Linked DNA regions of Homo sapiens: region 1 is linked to region 2. Evidence: chromatin loops called from intact Hi-C (ENCODE). Cell type or tissue: CD4-positive, alpha-beta T cell. All regions are shown on one strand. Links, peaks and the distances in the headings refer to the core of each region. The heading gives the core; the rest is flanking DNA. Region 1 overlaps ORC4 (origin recognition complex subunit 4). Region 2 overlaps EPC2 (enhancer of polycomb 2).

Region 1 (12,402 bases), core at 1,374-9,373, 830 kb after region 2:
CTCATGCTGTTCCCTGTAACTGGAATGTTCTTCCTTCTTTTTTAAATCTCTTGTCTCATCCAGTTTAAGCATTCTTTGTAATACTTTACCTTGTATCCCTAGGTACAGTAACTCATGCACTTCTGTTTTTGTGCTGCATTTTGTTCATTTCACTAGTATGACTGTGTAGTAGTTTCCCTTATTCAAGTACGAATTTGGGGTTAGCCAGGATTGTTTTATCATTGTGTTTATTGAATTAACGTAAAGAACAGGATAAGAAAATCAGTAGACTGGAAACTTTATTTTGGTTTTAGTGTTCTACAAATAAGACCAACATCTATTTAATAATGAATTAATATTAGATAGAGTTACTAAGGTACACCAACCAGTAAGGCACAGGATTATATTTAGGTTTTAAACTACATCTTTCCTCAATTTTGGCTTTTTTTTTTTTTTTCCTTTTAGTATCTCTCAGAAGATAGAAGTGTGCAAGAAGTACTACAGAAGCATTTCAATATCAGCAAAAACCTGCGGTCATTACACATGCTATTGGTTTGTATTAGTTTTGTTTTATTGCTTGTTGCTTTGTTTTTGTTTTTAATAGTGACGGGGTCTCACTTTGTTGCTCAGACTGGTTGCGAACTCCTGGCCTTAAGCCATCCTCCCACCTCTGCCTCCCTAAGTGCTGACATTACAAGCATCAACCACTGTGCCCAGCCTACTTTTATCATTTTCTATCTTTCATTAGATAATTAAGTTTTTATGGGAATTGATTAAACCTGTAGGTAAATTTTGGGAGAATCGACATGCATTGGAACACTACATCGAGTGTTCCAATCTCTGAATAGGGTTCATATCTCCTTTTATTTGATTTCTTGTTTGATTACTTTCATCAGCATTTTATAGCTCTTACTACACAGATGATGTACTTATTTAATGTGTATACCAATATTTAATTTGTTAGAACAATTGTAAATGGGTTTTGAAATTTTGGTTTCCCACATATTCATTACATTTCCCACATATTCATTACATATAGAATATGTGATTGATTATATATATACACATTAATATATAGAAATGTGATTGACTTATAGTCTATGCTGAACTCACTTATTCTAAGAGGTTTTTTAATAGATTCCTTGGGACTTTTGATGTAGACCATTACATTTTTCACAAATAGTGACGGTTTTTTTTTTCTTTCCAATCTGTATGCCTTTTATTTCTTTTCTTGCTTTTTTGCAATGGCTAGAATTTCCAGTGTTATGTTGAATTAGAGCAGTGAGAGTGGACATCCTTTCTTGTTCCCAGTCTTAGGAAGAAAGGATTCAAACTTTTACCATTAAGTATAATGTTAGCTGTAGGTTTTTTATACATGTTCATTATCAGGTTGAGGTAATCCTCATCTGTTTGTAACTTGCTGAGAGTTTCTTATAAATGGGTGTTGGATTTTGTCAAATGCTTATTCTCGATCGTTTCGCATGACCATGTTTCTCTTTAACCTGTTGATATATTTGATTATGTTATTTTTTGAGTGTTGAACCAGCCTTATATACCTGGAATAAATCCTACCTGGTTATGATGTTTTGCCAAGTAATTATATCTTAAGCTTACATAATACCAATATCAAACAAGAAGTACTTAATTGTTCTGAAAATTAACTTTCTTCACTAAGAGTATTTGGTTTTAGTCTAATATTTCTAGAAAATTATGGCAAATACCTTTGAAAGACAAGATAGTTTTGGTTTCATAGAAAGGTCATTTTTAATAATAATAGAATAATAATGACAGTAGCTACCATTTATGGACTGGCATATGAGCCAAGTACTGTTGATGCTAGTAGTACCTATATTATGTCTGGCCATTGGAATAATCTTATTTTTTATTCTTACCCCTAAAGAAATTGAGGCTCCTTAAAGCTAAGTAACTTGCCGAAGGTCACACTACTAGTAGATAACAAAGCCAGGACTTAATCCAAAGCTCTCTGGCTTCAAGTTTGTGTCCTACTTGGCTGTATGGTTCACCCATGTTTATATACAAGTTTTCTTTCCTCATTGCTGCTTCTGCTGAGGAATTTAAGTCTTTTTATCCCTATTTACTTTTCTTCTATTGTCAAAAGCATACTGCCATTTTCAGCATATCATGAAGGAATTTGGGGACTAGTAATTTTTAGAGGAGGGGTGTGTGTGTGTATGTGTGTATGTATATATATATACACACACATCTCCATCTGGGAAAATATCTCTGCCTCAGTATTGTCAATATTAACGGCCATTGTTCTGCCATTTTTCTATTACATTTTTAATTCATGGTAATGAATTAAATAATGGCTTGTTTTTTGTCATATGGGATTCTACTTTGAGGGCTGCTTACTCATATTCTTAGCTCATCCCATTATTTGTTGTCATTGTCTTACTGTGGAAGCTCATTATAGATTACAGATTTTCAGCCTCTCCAGTAACCAGAGAAATACTACAATTAAACTTTTTTTTTCTTGCCAATCTAGTGGGTGTTAAAGATTATGCTTGATGGTATCATGACTGTGACTATTAATATTTATTGCTGCTGCCAATGTAAATATGTGTAAGTGCTTTGGAGAGCAATTTATTTAGCAAATTAGGTAACTAGAGAAACATACTAATTAGAGAAAGTCTAGTTACCTAATGCACAGGAAGACATGTCCAAGGTTGTTTATTGCAGTCTTGTTTATAATTGGGAAAAAAAAAGAAATGAAAGATGTCTGTCAATAGGAAATTAGGAAATGAATAATCGTGGATATATACAAAGAAATATAATGAAAAAATGAATAAACCAGAATTGATACTGCCTCAACATGGGTAAAACCTCACAGTGAAGAGAGTTGTGAAGATACAATATATTTATATAAAAGTTGAAAATTACTCTGTTGTATAATACATGTATATGTAGTAGAAGTATTAGGTTGGTGCAAAAGTTACCATTACTTTCAGTGCCCAAAATGGCAATTACTTTTGCACCAACCTAATAGTATAGACATACTTGGTTGTTTTATGTGGGGAAGAGTAGAGTCCAATCCGGAGGAGATGGGCTTCAACTCTAAAATCATATTTCTTAAGCAGGTAAAGTAGTCATAGATATTTATTATTCTCTGTTGCCTTTGTATATGTTAAAAAAAATTTATGCCTTTGTGTCCTCATAGCTTAGCTCCCACATATCATATCAGTGAGAACATACGATGTTTGGTTTTCCATTCCTGAGTTACTTCACTTAGAATAATAGTCTCCAGTCTCATCCAGGTCACTGCAAATGCTGTTAGTTCATTCCTTTTTATGACTGTGTAGTATCCATAGTATATATATACCACATATATATATATATCCATATATCCATAGTATATATATACCACAGTTTCTTTATCCATATCCATAGTATATATATACCACAGTTTCTTTATCCACTCGTTGATTGATGGGCATTTGGGTTGGTTCTACGATTTTGCAATTGTGAGTTTTGCTGCTATAAACATGCACATGCAAGCATCTTTTTCAAATAATGACTTCTTTCTTTTTCAAATAATAACTTCTTTTCCTCTGGGTAGATGCCCTGTAGTGGGATGGCTGTATCAAATGGTAGTTCTACTTTTAGTTCTTTAAGGAATCTCCACATTGTTTTCCAGTGGGGCGAGGGATAAAAGACTACAAATATGATGCAGTGTATACTGCTCAAGTGATGCATTCACCAAAGTCTCACAAATCACCACTAAAGAACTTACTCATGTAACCAAATACCACCCATACCACAATAACTTATGGAAAAATGAAGTTAAAAAATAAAAATTAAAAAATTAATAACTAAAGGAAAAAGGAAAGGAGAGAGAAAGGGAGGGAGCACTGGCAATCTAGGTCCCAACCAGTAGGAGAATGAAGGACAAGGATTGCCAAACTCTCTGCCCAGCTAATCAGTTGCGCCCTTGTTAAGGTGAAGGAGAGTTTCTTGGATAATTATATCCCAAATATTGCATGGCACATACTACTAAGAAACTATTTATTGTTTATTTGAAATTGAAATTTAACCAGAGGTCATGCATTTTTATCTGCTAAATCTTGTAACCCTAAATGACCAAATTTAACTTTCATGAAAAATACAAATAAAGAAGGAAGGAAGGAAATCTTCAAATACTTGAGTAGCAACTCTGGTCCAGGACCTCTGTTCATTTTTGAACAGAGAAGCAGCACAAGAGAAGGAGACTGTGCTTTCAAGGAGAGTTATTCCTGAGTATAAATGTGCTATTTTCTTTTCTTTTTTGTACAATTGAACATAAAACAGCTAACTTCTGTCTAAATTAATACTAACCTGGCTGGATGATTGGGTGGTGAAAAAGTTAACAAGTAAGGCGTAGATCTGCCTTTTGGGCTTGTGTTTGGGGCTTTTATTAGTAAGTATTCTTAATTATTTTCAGTTTCTTCTCCTTGACCTACTCCTCTTTAAACATTGTTCTTCCAAGCAGTAAGTAAACAAGTTATGCAACTGGGATGGGTTAGAGAGAGCAGCAGGAACTTTTTTTATGCTTTACATCTGCAGTTATGTGACACACAAATTGAAATACTGTATTTTAATACAACTGAATTTGAGAATACCTTCCTAAGCATTAATATTTACTCTCCCTTAAGAATTAACTATACAAATTCAGAAGTTTTGCACAGTATCTCCAAAATGCCCATGTAAATACGTAATTGTTTTTCTGATCTGTCTTTCCCTAGATGCTTGCTTTAAATCGAGTAACAGCATCGCACCCATTTATGACTGCCGTAGATCTAATGGAAGCAAGCCAACTGTGTAGCATGGACTCGAAAGCAAATATTGTACATGGTGAGAACCCAGCCTTATTTTTTAAATTGTGGTTTTTAAAACTTTGAATTTAGATAATGGAATGTTTTTAAAATTACAATTAACGTGGGCATAATGCTTTATAAAATACTTTCGTATCCATATAGCCTTTAACTTAGTCCTTTTAAAGGTACTATCACTCCCATTTAAAGTGAAAAAAAAATTTGACGCTCTGCCTCTTTTGCCACATTGGAAATCCAGGTAAGACTGTGTTGCTGATGTTATCATTGTATCAAGAACTACTGAAGAGCATTCTCTGGGTTTCAGTCATTTTGGGTTTGTTATTTCCTTTTCCAAATGTAATGAACCTTTTCCTCTCCGGGGAAAAAAGGAATACACAGATTTGGATATAATTTCCAGGAGTTTAGGAAGTCTCTAGATAAATCCTACGCAAAGGCCCTGTGTGATTTAAAGTCACATAACAATTGAAGTTTATTTTGTTTACTGTGGGCCATATGGTGAGTGCCTGATAATATTTCGCCAATCTTTGTGACATTTCTAAAAGTTTAAAAATATCCTTATTTTGCAGATAGGAAAAAAACTAAGCTCAGGGAGGTTAAGTAACTTAAATTTATATAGATAATTGAAACACATTGAAATCTAGAAGAATCTTGACCTTCTTCACCCCTCAGAACCATAGATCTTTCACTATATTGTATTCTTTGGAGAACAGTTATTTCAGTCTTATATGTCATTAAACTGATAGTTTTTTTTCCCTTTTACTGTAGGTCTATCAGTCTTGGAAATCTGTCTTATAATAGCAATGAAACATTTAAATGACATCTATGAGGAAGAGCCATTTAATTTTCAAATGGTCTATAATGGTGAGATGAGACTTAAGTAGCTTTTTTCTGACTCTTCCCCACTGCTTATTTGAAGGTATAATGTTGTCATTGCTTTCTACTCAGAGTTTCAGAAGTTTGTTCAAAGGAAAGCACATTCCGTTTATAATTTTGAAAAACCTGTTGTCATGAAGGTAAGATTTAGTTTGCTGTCATTTTTCTACAGACAAGTATATTTTTTACATCCAATTTGATTATGTATTAAAATTGCACTTTCATTTTTAAACATTAAGTATTATAGAGATTTTTTTCAAAACAAGAAAATTATCTAAAAATGAAATATTTTGGAAAAATCTGAGGAAGTGACCGGTTGTTTTAGTTTGTGGAGGTATACTGCCCTCTGCTGTCTCTTCAGAGCACTTGCATCCCGAAAACAACTATTCAGTATAGTGTGTGATATAACCTTTCCCTTTCCAACCCAAGGATTGGCTTTTATAATCTCAGCAGTAAAAGGAGAAAACAATGAAAATTAGAGCCATTAAGAAACTTAAAAGACAAAATCTTATTGGCCTGTGAGGGCATACAGAGAAAGTGTTATTTGGGGGCTGAGTCATGAGTTTTACAACTTCAGGACTTCATGTAGATTACCATTGTCCACTACAAAGATAATGTGAGCCATGTAATGTAGTTTTAAATTTTCTAGTACCTGTAAGAAAAATAAAAAGGTTTAATTTTAATTATATATTTAATGCAACATATCAAAAATGTGTCATTCTATAATCATTATAGAAGAACAGTAAGGTATTTTACATTCTTTTGAATTAAGTCTTTAACATTTGGTGTACATTATATTTAAGCACATCTCAATGGCCTAAATGTTTACTGGAAATTCTTGCTGTTTAGATTCCATAAAATGTATAGCTGAGAAAGTAAATTTACATTTTGAAATTGTTCTAAACATGCTCAGAATTTTCTAATAGAACTAAATATCCATTTTTAAGTTTAAAAAAAAATTGAGTCACACATTGAAGTGCTCAGTAGCCTAGCGTGGACAGTGCAGCTCTTGAAGATTTTAAGGAAAGAAACTTTTAAAACAGTGGATTCCCCAAGTCCATTGGCATCCCTTATAGGCCCTAGTAACCAGAATTTCATTTCTTGTAGCAACAAAAATGAGTACAGAGCATTGCCATTTCTTCAAAGAAACAGGAAAAGTATTTTACAATACTGGAGGGTTTTTTTCCCCTAATAGTCTTATTTTGTGAGAGCTGTGAAAATGGAAAGGTTACCCAAGTATTTAAATTTTTTTTTTTTTTTTTTTTTTGAGATGGAGTCTCCTGTCGCCTACGCTGGAGTACAGTGGCGGGCGCAATCTTGGCTCACTGCAACCTCTGCCTCCCAAGTTAAGCGATTCTCCTGCCTCAGCCTCCTGAATAGCTGGGATTACAGGCGTGCACCACTATGCCCATCTAATTTTTGTATTCTTAGTAGAGACAGTGTTTCACCATGTTGGTCAGGCTGGTCTCAAACTCCTGACCTCATGATCCGCCCACCTCGGCCTCCCAAAGTGCTGGGATTACAGGCGTGAGCCACTGCGCCCAGCCTGCATTTAAATTCTCAATAATTTGTAGCTGCTCATTTCTGAATTTTCAATTATGAAGTATTTTGCTATTTAGAAATGTTTTAAATCTGCACAGTTCTATTCAGCTCTTAACACCTGCAGCCTCCAGTATTTTCTCATGTTCAGATATGAAGGTATCTGAGCTGTTTCTCTATCAGAAGAATTTATGTGATACATAGAGAATATGTTCCAGTGATGTTTTTTACAGTGAGTTGTAAGAATATAATAGAATCCTCAGGAATCTATTTCAGTGTATCATTATTTAATGGTTAGTATATCATGATTTAATGGTTTTTTTTTTCATAACCTAATAACGTACCTAACACAACACTCAAGGTTAGAAAAGATATAATAGGTGAATATTAAGGATAAGAGGAAGTAGACAAGAAAGAGCCCTATTAAGATGGGGAAGATGGAAGAAGGTTGTGACAGTCTCAGTCAGACTTCTTAGAGGAAACAGGAGCCTGTCCCTTCTCCTCCATGTCCATACTAGCCTGCTGAATCCTTTACTTACAGGATCAGCTGAATATGTCTAGTTGACTCAAGGGTCTTTTTCTGCCTCCCTCTGTTACAGCTGTGTTACCTTTTTACATAGCAAAGCAAAAATAGAGACAGACAAAATATAAATGCAAATCTGAGTAGCCTAGGGAATTGATCAGAAAGTCTTATCTGATTCTTAGGTTTTTACAGAGAACTGGAAACTATTTATTAAAGTACTAGGAGGAGCTATGATAGAGAATGAGGCTAGGAAGAAAACCATATTGTATATATTGAATTAAAGTTTGCCGTGTTTACATTCAACAATATATGGACAAGTAAGTGTGCACTGACACTGTTTTACCTGATAATATGAGTTTTCATGGGGTTGTGAGAGTTTTTTTAATCCTATTGATTGTTGTTACATTTTGCTTCCCAGTACTCTGTTCTGCAGCTGACCAAAATGCTAACTGTTCTCTGGGAGAGAACAGGAGAGTTGTCACTCTCCTCTCCTATTCAACCTAAACTATTTCTTTCATCTTTCAGGCTTTTGAACACTTGCAGCAATTAGAATTAATAAAGCCCATGGAAAGAACTTCAGGAAATTCACAGAGAGAGTACCAGCTGATGAAACTGCTTTTGGATAATACTCAAATTATGAATGCTCTGCAGAAATATCCCAACTGTCCTACAGATGTGAGGCAGTGGGCAACATCCTCACTAAGCTGGTTATGAATATAACCAGTGACTTCAACTTTGGCATTTCATTCATACTTCTGTAGAGAACGGAAAACTATTGTCCATTAACATGATATGCTAAACATTCTATAAACATTCTTGTATTTATGTGAGACTTGCCCATCTACTGTCTTGGCTGTGTCTTGCCTTTTAATCATGAACAGTTACATGATTTATAATTTCACTGATTGAGATTACTTTGTAAGTAGCTGTTCAGAAGAATAAAATATGACTGTTTTAGGGACTAGACCATGTGCTTTTTTAACACTTATATATATAATGGTCTATTTGAAGAGCTCACTTCAACCTAACAGCTAGATGTCTTTACAAACCTTAAACCAAAGGAGTAAAAAAAACAATGGTAAGCACTGAAGTATAATAAGTAACCTTTGGTACAGCAGGTTTGCTGCAGTGTTTTTTTCTGTCCACATGCAAATTTTGGATTCTATCCCAGACCCAGGTTTTCTAGTTCAGAAGACTAACCAGCTTAGTCAGAAGATGGTTCCATGGAAGAAAAAGGCCAAGGAGTTTGAAGATTTTTCTTCTAGACATCTCAAAATGTGGTACTCATACCATCCACATCAGAATCCCTTGTAGGATTTTCTAAAATTACAGATTGTTGAGCCTACCATAGGTCAAAAGGACTGGAATTTTCCTTCTTAACAAGTATAGTCATGGCACCACGTAACATTTTGGTCAATGACATTGTATAAAGGGTGGTCTCATAAGATTATACCATATTTTTACTGTACCTTTTCTATGTCTAAATATACAAATGTTTTACCATTGTGTTACAGTTGCCTACAGTATGATTACAGTAACATTCTGTACAGTGCTATAGCTGAAGAGTAATAGGCTAGGCTATCTGTATAGCCTAAGTGTGTAACAGGCTATATACATATCATCAGGGTCTGTGTAAGTATACTCTGTGATGTTCATACAGTGATGAAATCACCCAAAGACACATTTCTCAGAACGTAGCCCCATCATGAAGTGACGTGACTACCAGAGATTTCTGGAAAAGCACTCCCAAAAGTAATGAGATGTGTATGGCAATGTTAACTGAACCTGTTTGTATTAAAAAGTAAATCCCTATGAGGAATGTGGAAATGTCCGTCAAAGCATTGTCTTTTAAGTAAGTTCCAAGATCCATGAATTAACAGAGGCATATATTTAAAATGAAATTTAATGAGCACTTAGTGACTTCATTTGTTCAAGAATATTTGATTTCCTATTGTGTGCATGGGAGGTTTACAAAAGACAGACTGTCCCTATGCTTGTGCAGCTTACAATCTATTTAACTATTAGAGGCCCTGTGAGATGTAGGCAGTTATTTACAGATGAGAAAACTAACACAGCAGTGGCAATGCTGGGAATGGCCAACAGGCTTGGAATTCAACTCAGTTTAGCACCAAAGCCAGTGCTATTAAGACCTGAAGTTCAACAGTGGATTCCTTACCAAATAGTTTTTAAAGTATGCTCTAAGGAACAATGTTTTAATGAAATCTTGGATACAAAGTGGAATAAAAGGTTTCTGAGCATAAAGTAGCTCTTCAGTAGTTACAACCTATTCTTTTGCATACATAGCCTTTCCTTCCCTGCAAAAAGTTAAGCCTGCTAAGTATTCAGATCCCTGTCATTTACTTCTCAGCAGTCTCATTCAAGCTAAGGCTTGCATACTCAATCTGTGCCGTAGTCTACACATTTTTAGGGGATATTTCACCAAAATACTTGACATGGTAACATCACTATTATATACTAGAAGCAAGAATTTTACACTTATGCTCTAAGTGATCCTTTTAAAAATTTTCTGAACTATTTGAGGAAAGTATTATTTGTCTTAAAGGGTAACAGCCTCATGAAATGACTTGAGGATTCCAATTTCTTATTAGCTTAAGATGTCACTTAAAAGCTGACAGCCCTCATCTGTCTCATTGGCTACATAAGAGCTGCAGAAGATCCATCAATAACCAAGTATAAAGAAAGATTTTAAGACTAAGTACCAATTGAGGTAAACATGAAACCGTTATAAAGCAAATTAAAAAAAAATACATTAGGAAAAGTTACACAAATGAAGTGTACGCCTATTATATTCCCAAGGCATTTTTGTGGGGAGGAACAGTGCTGCTTGTTGGCCTTTCCATATTCCCTCATACAAAAATGCTAAAATCTATTCGCAAGAGTTTTGAGCTAACTTCGTCTCTTAAATTGCTTTAATTGTCATCAATAAAAACAAATATGAAAAACCCTAGTTTAAAAAGCGGTTCAAGAATAATGTAAACTTATACATATAGCTTATTTTCTTCATTTACTAGAGGAGGAAAAATAGAACCAAAAAATGCATGAACTCCTGCTTTTCAATCTGATTACCTCAAACTGAAAAGCAGGTGAAAGGAGGAATATTTCAGTGTGTTTTTACATCTGAATCCAAGGGATCCAAGTGGCCCAGCAGAAACGGAATTCTTGTTAAAATGACTGATTCTCGTGCATGTGAAAGGCTCTGGGGAATGAATACCTGTTTGGTCCAAACTTACTGTATCATAATGCTGTATATGTTGAAAACGTAATACCTGTTAATGTCCTAATGAATCACGTTTTGCAGAAAACACCGTAAGAAACACTTCAGTCTTTCTGTAGTTTCCATGCATATTTCACCATGGTTCGCACTCTGATCCTCATCTGGTTTAGAAAGCAATTCAGTTTCTTTCAAACCACCATAACCTAAGTGCTGCCCCATCCTTCACCTTTACCCTAGAAAATCTGAGAATCCATTGGTGTGTACTGTGTGACACAATGCCAACAAGCCTCTGGTTTCTAATACTGGCAGGACCAACACACATACTTTAGTGGGAATATAATCTGTTTAGACGATAATAGAGGGAAATGCCATAATTAACAAATCTCCCTTCACTCACCACTATCCTCATTCTTGCAGTTGTCAAGGTGTAAGCCTCACTGTAAGTTACAAAGCTACCACTCCCCTCTTTAAGAACACATAGCTTAGGATTGCCTTGGCGATGTGGGCTCTTTTTTGGTTCCATATGAACTTAAGTAGTTTTTTCCAATTCTGTGAAGAAAGTCATTGGTAGCTTGATGGGGATGGCATTGAATCTGTAAATTACCTTGGGCAGTATGGCCATTTTCACAATATTGATTCTTCCTACCCAAGAGCATGGAATGTTCTTCCATTTGTTTGTATCCTCTTTTATTTCCTTGAGCAGTAGCTTGTAGTTCTCCTTGAAGAGGTCCTTCACATCCCTTGTAAGTTGGATTCCTAGGTATTTTATTCTCTTTGAAGCAATTGTGAATGGGAGTTCACTCATGATTTGGCTCTCTGTTTGTCTGTTGTTGGTGTATAAGAATGCTTGTGATTTTTGTACATTGATTTTGTATCCTGAGACTTTGCTGAAGTTGCTTATCAGCTTAAGGAGATTTTGGGCTGAGACGATGGGGTTTTCTAGATATACAATCATGTCGTCTGCAAACGGACAATTTGACTTCCTCTTTTCCTAATTGAATACCCTTTATTTCCTTCTCCTGCCTAATTGCCCTGGCCAGAACTTCCAACACTATGTTGAATACGAGTGGTGAGAGAGGGCATCCCTGTCTTGTGCCAGTTTTCAAAGGGAATGCTTCCAGTTTTTGCCCATTCAGTATGATATTGGCTGTGGGTTTGTCATAGATAGCTCTTATTATTTTGAAATACACCCCATCAATCCCTAATTTATTGAGAGTTTTTAGCATGAAGGGTTGTTGAATTTTGTCAAAGGCTTTTTCTGCATCTATTGAGATAATCATGTGTTTTTTGTCTTTGGCTCTGTTTATATGCTGGATTACATTCATTGATTTGCGTATATTGAACCAGCCTTGCATCCCAGGGATGAAGCCCACTTGATCATGGTGGATAAGCTTTTTGATGTGCTGCTGGATTCGTTTTGCCAG
Region 2 (12,402 bases), core at 3,012-11,011:
TAGTTTGGGAAGAGCTTGAAAAACTATTCAGCATTTCAGGGTCTATCTGTTTCAGGACTGGGTCATGTTCTGTGGATATTCGGTCCATTATGACCCTGAAAAGCAAAATAAAACCAAATATTAACTGAGAGAGCTGAACATGTTCTCTTTGTCTTCTGTTCCAGATAGCAAACAAAAACCAGGTGAAAACAAATACTTCACCTTCCACCTCTGCCAATTCGCCTCCTTGCAAATCCTATACATCTTCTTGGGACTGTAAGTGTTGTAAGGCAATGCCTATACCTCAACTTATCCAAATCTGCCAATTCTGAATTTTCACATGAATGGTTAGCTTGGTCCAAACGAGGCTGCAAAGAAAGAAAAAACAAAAAACAAAAAACTCATGGAGTAAATCTGAAATGAAGACAGGTTAGATCATGATAAACATGAAGTAACTGCAACATTAGCAGAACAATTAAAATCTAGATATAAAACTGTAAAAGTGGGGCTTCATTGACTATTAATCAGGTTAAATTTTACAAAATTGAATCAAAAGTTCACTCACCAAGATTACCAAAACTGAATTTAGTTTGTAAATATAAATTCATTTAGGGTCTATTATACTTAAAAAGGAATATATAGTTAAAAATAATGCAGCTTTTAACATTTGTGTACAAAGTAGAGATGGTGAAATTACATAGTAATTTGTAGGCTTCCTACTGAGAAACCAGAAAGAATATTTTTTGGACTAAAAATTGCACTTCAAACACTATGGGGTCAAACTGAAGCTTCCTCTTTACTTTTAAGAAACACACATCCAAGCAGGATGCAGTGGTTCATGCCTGTAATCCTAGCACTTTAGGAGGCCAAGACAGGAGGATCACTAGAGACCAGGAGTTCAAGACCAGCCTGGGCAACGTAGCAAGACCCTATCTCTACAAAAATTACAAAAATTAGCAGCATGTAGTGGTATGCGCCTGTAATCCCAGGAGGCTGAGGTGGGCGGACTACTGGAGCCCAGGAGTTTGAAGTTACGGTGAACTGTATGATTGCACCATTGCACTCCAGCCTTGGTGACAGAGCAAGACCCTGTCTCTAAAAGAAATAAATAAGTAAATAAATAAATATAAAGAAACAAACAAGCTGTTCCCTGCCTTCCCATTCCCTTCATCATTTTATCATGCTGTCTGTCCCCTTTCGTTAAGAATTTTCCCTTCTCTCATCAACATAACTAGTAAACAAATCTCCACCTCTCCTAAATTTACACACTCTAAAAAAGCTGTCAGTGTATGCTTACCATTATATAGCAAGATAAATGATCTCTACAAGCCATATAAGAAAGTCAAAGCCATCCTCACAATGCTACATTATATCTCATTGAGAACCTTGGAGAGTGATATAATGCGACTTCATAGCATAAAGCAACTTCTAGGTGTGTCAAAAAGTTATGAATACAATTATTAGACAAAACATTGCCATTATGGAAGTATCAAACAAAATTATTATTTTGTTTGATACTTACTGGTATGTATGCACAAGATGGGCTTGCATAACAATAAATTTCAATAAACACCTAGCAGCCATCAAAGGTTCTAGAACCAACTTACAAATTCTGGGTTTACCTAATTCTAGTAATGACACACTGAGTAATTTTCACAGCTGCTGAAGCTATAATTAGAGCCCAAAATGAACCTAAATTTCTAAAATGTGAGGAATTATCAATTTCCAAGAAGAGGATTCCGACGCCCTTTGAAAGGACTCAGTACCTTTTAGCATCTTTTACCAGTATCCACATAAAGGATGTTAAATAAAAAGTACTGATGCATTTCCCATTTTTAGATCAAGACTAAGTCATCTTGACATGGGTTACCTGTTAATTCCAGTTCACAAAAACACCACACACACACAAAAGTTCTTACAGCATAATACTGGCATCCTGCCCGCCTTCTGAAAGCACAGGGACCATCAGGATCATTTTCTTCTTCCGGTTCTGATACTGGGGACAATACCTAGACAAAAGAGGCATTCCATTTAGAAGTTATCAAAAGTCAATAGATCAATGTTTGTAATACTCTAAAATGTAAATCTGATCACAAACAGTAAATCACTTCTATATTACATATCATAAGTACTGAATTCCCCAAAACATTCAATGACTAGCAAAAATTTTCTATAGTTAAAAATCATTGTTTTTAATGGATTAGTTCTTTCAGGTTAAGTCTAGATGGCATTGGTATTGCTTGATTGCTTCTAAACATGAAGTGCTAAGTCTTAGAATTAATACAGTTTTTATACATCCCATTATATTTTATAAATAATGTATGTGGCTATAAATATTTAATGACAGTTAAATATTTACTTCACCTATAGGTTAAGTGTATTTTTATCCAATAACTTTATCTCTCTGTAATAAAGCCAAAAGCTAGGACATAAAAACAGCTTATAAACAGCCAAAAAAAATCACCACAACAAAAAAAACCCCAAAGGCCATAAAGGCCAGGTTTTATTCAAAGGAAAGTCTTGTATCTCCCAACTCATTTTTCAAAAATCACTTTTTAAACTTAGCAGATCAGAAGTAGAAAAGAAGAAGAGAAATGACTTGCTAAAGTAAGCACATTGGTTATAGAGAAGAGATAAGCCCGCAACGCTAGAGCAAAAGAATAAAGACTTTCAGAAAGCTGTCACATATTAGAAAGCACTCTTCCCAGGCCATGTCCTATCAGGCCAAATATCCCTATGTAATTGAGTGGACTTCTAGGGCAGTAGCATTGACCTATTAGAGCACGCTTTATAAATGTCACAAAAACAGATTAAATAATATACAAATACACTGAAGATAGGGAAATAATATGTTTTAGATAAATTTCCACCCATAATTATTAAAATTTTTTTAAAAGTTTTGGTACTTAAGTTTCAGTTGTCTCGCACTCTCACTTTGTAGAACATCTCTTTTTCTGATAAACGCTGGCTCAACCATATTTACTTGCAAATTTCTGAACCTCACAAATCCCTCTCTTCCTATTTCGAGAGGAAAAATGTTTTCTCCATATTATTTCCAAACTGTGGTAATTACCACTGAGCAGGGTCATCCAGGGGAGAAAGGTATTTGTTTGAGGTTCCAATATACCTCCACCAACCCTATGGGGGAGACACAGAAACAGTGAGCTGGGGCTGAATCTTCTTCATGGGGAACCAAGCCTCAAACCTGAAATTTGAAAGGAAATCCCAAACGTGAATTTTACACTTTGGTTCCTTTGCAAATAACGTACCTATTCTAAGATATACACAGGAAGTGTCACAAAGTCTCAGAAATTCTGTGTATAAAATCTATCACCCCTTCCTCCTAACTACGATTCCCCGGGGTAGATTCCAGGGGACAAAAGAAGTCTGAGGCATAGGAAGACAAAGCTAATGTTAGGAAAATCGGAAGCACGATCAAGAGGCAGAGTTTTAGCTCTGTTCAGCTGCAATTCAGTGGCATAAGTCTGGTTAAAATGTTTGTTCTCTTAAGGCTCCCTATTCCTTGTTCTTGGTTTATTAGACAAAGAAAAATATGATTACTTTAATGATCTTGTCAGCAATAAAATCCTGATTTTATAAGATGTACACTCTGAATAGCTGCCTCACTGAATGACGCCCAAATATAGGTAAACATTAATACTTACTCTTTAGTAATATGGAGATACCATAAAATTAATGAGGATTGTCTAAGACCTAATACAAACAATCAGAAGAACCTAAAAGTTTCAAAATGCAATTTTCATGTGGGTATGGGAACTGGAAACTATATAAATCAATGCAAGAATTTGGAGCAGAAATGAAGATCCCTTAATGCATGAGAAACATATGAGTAGTTATGCTGAGTGAGCTCTACTTTCAGGCTGGATGTACTGATTCCACCGATAAAAGTTTCTGTAGGTCATAGCACCCTACAGTATCATTCATTTTTTTTTTTTTTTTTTGAAACAGGGTCTTGCTCTGTCGCCCAGGCTGGAGTACAGTGGTGCAACCTTGGCTCACAGCAACCTTCATCTCCCTGGCTCGAGCAATCCTCCCGCCTCAGCCTCCGGAGTAGCTGGGACTACAGGCATGTGTCACCACGCCTGGCTAATTTTTCTACGTTTGTTTCTGTTTTTTCGGTAAAGATGGGGTTTCACCATGTTGCCCAGGCTGGTCTCCAAGTCCTGGGCTCAAGCAATCCACCTGCTTCGGCTTCCCAAAGTGCTGGGATTACAGGCATGAGCCACAATGTCCAGTCTACAGCATCATTCTTAAAGGGCTGGAAATATATAGCAAAACTTTCTAGGCTCTCATTAGTACCACCAATATAAGCCTATTATACAAATATTTATCTAACTATGTCATTTTCTTACTTAACATTTTAAATAATTTCCCAGTATGTATGATGTAGATAGAGGCTATCTGCCATCTGGGTATTACTGCAGGCATCAAGCCTTTCATCCCCTCTTCCTCTTCTATGTTTTGTGCTCCAGCAATGCGAAACTGCTAGGAGTTCCCTCTAATATGCTGTGCCTAGAACCCTTCCCTATACTTTCTATCTGGAAAATTACTCTTTTGTAGGGCACTATATCCCTCATTCCTTCAAAATGGTCATCTGATAAATGTCCCATGGCTATTCAAAGCTCTGCCTGAGTCAAACTAGATGATCCTCTGACAAAAGTAATATATGGGTTCATTAAGTGCTCCTGAAGGGAATATAAAATTAAGCATATCTTTGCACATTTGATACTATTCATATGACTATCAGAATATTATCTGGGTAGAAAAACCAATTGGTGAAAAAGAGTAAAAATAATATAATCCAGCCAAATGGACACATTTTATGCAAACTCCAGATTTTAAATGGTTATAGCAATGAAGAGTTTTATAAACAGTCTTGCTTTCAAACATATCTATAATGTTGGTTTTTAAAAGAAAGTTTCCTTAAAGCAAACAAGTCAAAAAGTTAAAATATGATAAAGCTGGTAGTAGTTCAAGGTCTTTGTTACAGTATTTTCTGTTAAGTTTCCCATACTATTTTTAAAAAGAGGGTATTGCTAGAGCAGGTGATACACAATATTTAAAAAAAAAATGGATCTTTTTTTTGTTTGCTTGTTTGTTTTTGAGACGTCGTCTCGCTCTGTCGCCCAGGCTGGAGTGCAGTGGTGCGATCTCAGCTCACTGCAAGCTCCACCTCCCAGGTGCACGCCATTCTCCTGGATCAGCCTCAGGAGTAGCGGGGACTACAGGCGCCCGCCACCACACCTGGCTGATTTTTTTTGTTTTAGTAGAGACAGGGTTTCACTGTGTTAGCCAGGATGGTCTAGATCTCCTGATCTTGTGATCCGCCTGCCTCGGCCTCCCAAAGTGCTGGGATTATAGGAGTGAGCCACCACGCCTGGCCGGATCTTTTAATATATAAAGTAAAAGTCTTATTTTAAAAACAGCACTTATAAAAATATTTTTTAATTGCACACATTTTTCTATAAAGCTGTTGCAATATTTATCAAAGAGTTAAAACTTGAATCAGTTCCTTTAAGTCTTTTTTAGAATCAAATAGCCATTACCTAACAAATTAGCAAAGTTTACATTAAAAGTTATAAAACACAATGCTGGTGGAGTGTGGTAAAAAGGAAAGTATTGTTGATGAATATTTTCAATATTTACAATTATATATTAACTGTCTTAAAATATTGATAATTTTTGGTTAGTAACTAGTAATTCAATTTCTAAGAATCTATTTTAAATAGAGGGAAAAAATCTATGTTCATTTTTATAAATGGAAAAACTAAAAACCATGCGCTCCACAAAAGAGTAAATTCTATACAACTGATGAAAAGTAATACAGAGTAAATACCATTTCAGTGGCTACATAAATACTGTGGAAATGTTTATGCTATATACATTAGGGGAACAAAGCAAGAATAAAAACTCTAAGATAGCAATTGTTTTAAAAATATAGCAATATAAAATACTAAGAAGAAATATCTTTAAAATATTTTAAAACAAGCACCTGTGGAAATTCATCTTCATCTGAGCTGTGAAAATCATATTGCTTAATGTCACTCTTATTGATCACAGGCAATGTCTCAGGAGTGGGTTGCTGAGATGTTATCAAAGCCTCTGCTTTAGGCTTCTTTGGGTACTTCTTCTTTTGACGAACCACATCAGAAGCCTCTTCTTTCAAAGACAAATGATGAGGGTGCTGTTTACATGACGATTTTTCCCCCAAAAGGAAGAAATAAAAATCATTTTAGAAATCATGAAAAACTATACTGCTCTTTGAAAAACATACATTTTTACCCAGGAGGTGATTTTATTGTTTTTAATACGCAAAAATTATTCTGTGTTCATAAATTGAAACATGTTTTACTTTCTGCAACTTATGATGAAAAATAATTATGGTATTTAAATTTGCTTTTTACATTATTATCACTACTTTAAACTATGTGAGTGATTTTTTGGATTGCTCTATTATGTAATCCAGTATTTAAAAGGTATTTAAATTCAATATTTATTTAAATCTGCTGTATTGATAAAAATTAACCACTATTTTTATTTTTTAAAATCTTCAACTGGATCATGAGTTTACTGTCATTTCTACACTTAGATCTAATTTTTAAAAATGTCTGTTCTATGGATGGTAATCTTTTGAGAAAAATAAGCTTAACTAGGAAAAAAACCCTCACTTTTTAGAATGTATAATTACTGCAGCAACTGAACAGTAACGTTCTGAAGTCCCCCAGGCTTCTGTGGAGGTTCCTGAGAGGCCATCTGGCAAAGACACTGACTGAAGGGGTAGGTTTCCAGCCCCCACCTCCCCTCAACAGAGCAGCTCTGTTACTGTTTTAACATACTGGCATTCCTTTTAATAAAAAGGGATCTAGCACTTTAAAAGTCGGAAAAGACTGTTCCAAGCACCAAGGTACAAACTACACAATTTATACATTTCCACATCTAGTCCAGATATTAACTACTTTAAGGTCAAAAACAGTACACACAATAAAAATATTGCTTGAAAGGCAAATTATATTTAGTGAGATATAAAATTTTTCATATAATAGGTATAACTATTACATCAAAACAAAGCCCCAACTTTCAGAAACTTCCCATATTTTAAAGTGGGATACATGACAAAGTAAATATAATTAACCATGTGTAATGGAGTAGGACAACAATGGATGCAACCAAATCCCTAAAGTTAGTATTTAGGAAGGCTGAGTATTTATTCATAGAGGAGGTCTAAAATAAGAATCAATATATAATAAAGGCTGATTCTGTCAGTAATTCTGGGTTAAGATTTTCATATTGCAATGCTTAACAATCACATACCTAGGAAAAGCATTGATTGACACAAAATGGATTTTTAAAAATAACTTACAAAATGACATTTGCACTGATAACTTTTTCGGCTATAGAGACAAGCGAGATTTAGAGAGAATCAGGATGGTGGGCTAGACGCCTGTGATTAATAAGAAAGAACTTTAGTGTTTTAATTGACATGAGCTGAATGAAGGAGTCTTCCTGCTCCACACTCTTTCTTGACCTTTAAGAATGAACCCATGAAAAATGAGAACTGTGTACATTTTTAAAAGATGAATTTTCCACAAACACCCTAGGTCATTTAAAAAATTTTGCTACAGAGTAAAGCTCTATTGTCTAGAAGCTTCAGTCAATATCTGTTTCCTATTTAAATCTATGCTCCTTAAAATTAAAGGCTTTATTAGTTTTCATATTTCCCAATTAAATACTTTAATTAATGTACCAAGTGAGGACCAAATAAATATAGTTATCTAGTCCAAGTGACTAAAATAACCACTGAGTCTGGCTCTTTCATTAGGAAGAAACTGTGACCCAGAAATTACAGGACTTTCTCAAAGTCACTCAAGGTAGATAACAATTGATAAATGCTGGCTCTGGAAATGATGATGACAATAATAATTTTCAATAGTCTCAATGAAGAAAGCTTTGAGGTGTTGATTCCTTCCATTACAATGCAAGGTTTGCTAAGGCTAGTGATAATAACTAGACTTTAATTACCTTTATTCCCTAGGGAGGCAGATAGCATATTGAACATGACGGACTATTAGACCTGAACTGAAACCTTGAATCTGCCACTTACTAGCTATTATATAGAAGTCACACAGATGCAACAACTATCTCTAAGGGTTGTTATGAGGATTAATTGGTCAGTATGTATATAAATACTCCTAGCAAAGTGCTTGGCTCATGGTAAGAACTAAAGTCACGTTAATTACTTTTTCTTTACTCAAACCATATTAAGACAACTGCAGAAATCAATAACTCCTCTGATCAACATTACCATCCATACATGCTTCTTCCCAGACAATATTCACCTTAGTTTTACATTCTTGAACTTTGTGATGATTTCCATTATGAAGAGTTGCTGGAGTGGCATATAACTCTTTTTCTGATCTACTGATTTTTACTTCATTAAGGATTTCACCACCATAGTCTCCCAAATGGTATCTTGAAAAGGTAACAAAAATATAAGAAAACATTGCATAGTTTGACAATAAAGAAGGAAAATAAGTGATACCTCAATTAATTGGAAGTCACCTAGTCAAAAAGGGCTAACAATCAAATTACTTTTAAAAGATAAAATTTGCAGGAATAAAGAAACAGGGATTTGGTAAAAACAAAACAAACCAAAAAACTAAAAAAGGCCTAAGGTACACAGCAAACAAATTTCTTACATATATTATATAATCAAGCACTAGGAAATGTTTAGAATGCTTACTCCAGGAATCATACAAAATTCTGTTTTTGTTTAGTCTATTTAATTTTGTAGGAAAATATACTATATTAGAGCACACATTTCTAAAAGGAGTTGAAACGAAAAATGTCTACCTACTCAGAAAATAAAATCAATACTTATTTCCCTCAGATTTAATAGAAAATTTAATACAGAGAAGTAAACAATATGATCACTAGAGTTCTTTACTAAATAAAATTCAATGATTCTGCCAAAACAAAATTAAGTATAGGATCTACAGTATACACAAAACTCTCCCAAAATCTGCAATCCAAATTGATAACTTAATCTATAAAAACTAGTAACCACAAATCTTTAAAAAATATAAATTCTTACAGAATCAATATCAACTGTCATAAAGCTTAACCTGTTCCCCCCTAAAAATCTTTTGGTTCATTTTGCCCATCATTTGGTAAAGTTGTCATTTTACTGTTGTAACAGGAGCAATGTTACCTTTTCTCCACAACTTCTAAGGTTAAGTGCAATAATTCTCGTTTTGTTTTCTCTCTTCTCTTAATCATTTCCAAAATTGTTATGGCTCTACTAAATTCTCGTCTCAGTTTCAACATCTTTTCATAAGAGGCTTCATCATTCTTACGATTCTATTAAAAATAATAATTTTAGAAGAATAAACAACACAGTTATCTACATTTCCGGCTTTATTCAATAAACTCTTATCAGACCTGAATTTATCCTATAAAAGTAAAATGTTAAAAAAAATCTGAACAGCAACCTATGTAAGATAACCTATAACTATTTAACTCTGAAAATATAAGTACAAGCAAGTATCTCTCGACACTCAGAAAAAAAATGTTGCCAGCTGTTGAAAAGGTAGAATGGCATAAAGAGATAATTTCAATGTAAACAAACAAAAAATGTCCACCTGAAACAAAATCTGTTATCAGAAAATGTAGTCCATTCAGCGTGTAGGAAAGTATTTTCCAATGACAGAGAGGAACAGTTCTGTCCAGATCAAGGTAACAGTCAAAATGAGTCCCCTCATCCATTCATCCATCCATCTCCAGCTCTGTAACTGGGGGCTGGATGGTTTGATACACTGTACTATTATGTGAACATGAACAATGACCAGTAAAGCTTCACTTCAGAAACTCAGAAAACTGAAAGTAGGATAACAACCATTTCAAGAAATCGGACTGTCAATTTTCAATGTAAATGTAACACTCCACTGCTGAGTAGAAAAGAGATTTAGCAAAAATACTGAATTTCAGAACACTGTTTATTAGCTTTTCAACTAATTATTATACAAAGTGAAAGCCCTGCTACATAACTAGAAAAGGCTCAGTTGTAATTAGTAGCATCTATTTGCATATAAAATTATTACTAATATAAACTATTTTGTTAAACATCCACAGATTCCTCACTTTACTATTAGGCATGGAACTATTTGTTTAAAAATAGACCACTACCACCTCTCCAATCTATGCATCCAGAGTGAACTGTACTTAAGCAATCATTCATGCCTTGATTTAATAATCTGAAATGACATTAGAAAGAACCTAAGGAATACCAAAGGTTTCATATTGGAGGATTATAAAAGAGAAAAATAACAATTGAGAAAAAGTCAAAGTTATACTCTTTTTCTTTTGTGTATAGTTTCCTGCATTTGAAAAATAATAGTCATATATTAAAAATAACCTACACTAAGTCCCATTATGGTATTCCACATCGAATATTAAAAATAAGTCATCCTTTTGTGTAATTTTAAAAAATTCATCTTTTTCTTCTTCATTACTATGACAAAAGGTAAATCTAAAGCATATGTTTAAGCATTTTTTTAAACAGGCAGCAATAATACCTTTCAATTAAAAAAATTAATATTTTCGACAGCAACTATTAAAGTGCCTACACTGTGCAGGGTATTGCACATGTCCCTTACCCTCAAAAGGCTTAGAATCTAGTAAGGATGACAGACAGAAAACAGATATACAGAATTGTAAGGCAGATAATAATATGAGGTTACATGCCAGCTGGCAGCTGAATAATATTCAAAAGTGCACCAGAACCTTTTAGATGGCTCCCCTGTTCAGTAAGTGTTCCTCTTGGAGGTTCTACCCTGTCTTATTCATATCTTGTTTTGCTTTTGTGTGTGTGTGTTTGTGTGTATGTGAGACAGAGTCTCACTCTGTTGCCCAGGCTGGAGTGCAGTGGTGTGATCTCAGCTCACTGCAACCTCTGCCTCCCAGGTTCAAGCGATTCTCCTGCCTCAGCCTCCCTCCTCCCTCAGCCTCAGTAGCTGGGATTACACGAATCCACCATCACACCCAGCTATTTTTTGTATTTTTAGAAGAGATGGGATTTCACCATGTTGAGCAGGCTGGTCTCAAACTCCTGACCTCAAATGATCTGCCCACCTTGGCCTCCCAAAGTCCTGGGATTACAGGCATGAGCCACTGCCCCCAGCCTCTGTTCTCTTTATGCCCAAATAATTATCGTTCCTAACTTTCCTTTCCCCAGTCTTGTCCTTTTTTTAAAAAACAAATAAAAAACAAAAACAAAACCTTTTTGTTTTGAAATAGTTTCAGTCTTACAAGAAAGTTACAAAAACAGTATAAAGAATTCTCATATATCTTCATCCAGATTCTCTAAAGGTTAATGTTTTACATTTGCTTTATCTCTCTGTATGTGTATACATATATGTATGTATGAATATAAACACACACATCTATAAATTATCAGCAGTACTATTTTTGAAAAATTTCAAGAGAAGTTGAAGATATAAAATGCCCCTTTATCCCTATATACTTTAATATATATTTTCAAAAAAAAATGATATTCACATAGAACCACAGTACAATTATTAAAGTCTGGAAATTAACATTAATATAATCCTATTACTTAATTTCTTTATACATATAAACTTTATTCATATTTCAACAATTGTCCCACTAATGTCCTTTACAGCAAAAAATATAGTTACTGCTATAAGGACATCAGTAAGATAATAACTTTTATTATAATAGTACTTTTTTTGGCCGGGCGCAGTGGCTCACGCCTGTAATCCCAGCACTTTGGGAGGCCAAGGCGGTCGGATCACCTGGGGTCAGGAATTCGAGACCAGCCTGGCCAACATGGTAAAACCCTGTCTCTACTAAAAATACAAAAATTAGCTGGGTGTGGTGATGGGCGCCTGTAATCCCAGCTACTTGGGAGGCTGAGGCAGGAGAATCGCTTGATCCCAGGAGGTAGAGGTTGCAGTAAGCAGATATTGCACCACTGCACTCCAGCCTGGGCGACAAGAGCAAGATTCCATCTTAAAAATAGTAATAATAATAACAATACATTTTTTCCTGGTCTAGGATCTGACTCCATATTAAAAACCACATTTGGTTGTCATGTTTCTTTAATCTTCTGTAATTTAATCTCCTTACAATTGTTTTCTGTATCTTTCAGTGATTATGATCTTAACATTTTCAAAGACTAGAGACTATGTTGTAGAATATTCCTCAATTTGGGTTTCATTAATGTTTTTCCACGATTAAATTCAGGTTATGTATTTTTGGTACAACTACCACAAAAGTGGTATTGTATCCTTCTCATGTCATATTAGGAGTTAGAAGATACTATTTGTCCCATTACTGCTGATATTAACTTTGATTGCTTAAGATGGCATCTCCCAGGTTGCCCTA

What was found. A loop is a pair of places that touch in the nucleus more often than their neighbours do. Peaks named below come from ENCODE experiments on the same cell type or tissue, not always from the same donor. Only the 100,000 strongest peaks of a DNase experiment are listed, where the experiment ranks them.
Region 1: it touches region 2 in a loop (2.7-fold over the local background); 2 of 110 quality-filtered maps call a loop at or near these places.

The regions. Positions count from the first base shown.
Region 1 is chr2:147,931,565-147,943,966 of GRCh38, reverse strand. ORC4 (origin recognition complex subunit 4) reads left to right here. Exons shown (of 14, transcript NM_181741.4): 10 at 445-531; 11 at 4,719-4,827; 12 at 5,574-5,669; 13 at 5,754-5,821; 14 at 8,269-12,402. The coding sequence ends at 8,457. Among named protein-coding and RNA genes, the nearest start is that of ORC4, 83 kb to the left of the region's middle. In CD4-positive, alpha-beta T cell, for the core only: CTCF peaks have their summits at 5,809 and 6,009 (motif pointing left); a DNase peak (open chromatin) is centred at 6,026.
Region 2 is chr2:148,758,737-148,771,138 of GRCh38, reverse strand. It overlaps EPC2 (enhancer of polycomb 2), which reads right to left. Exons shown (of 14, transcript NM_015630.4): 5 at 9,209-9,357; 6 at 8,337-8,469; 7 at 5,993-6,184; 8 at 1,899-1,988; 9 at 202-347; 10 at 1-95. Among named protein-coding and RNA genes, the nearest start is that of KIF5C, 110 kb to the left of the region's middle. RefSeq lists an enhancer at 6,763-6,932. In CD4-positive, alpha-beta T cell, for the core only: no CTCF peak of the experiment used is centred there; a DNase peak (open chromatin) is centred at 6,118.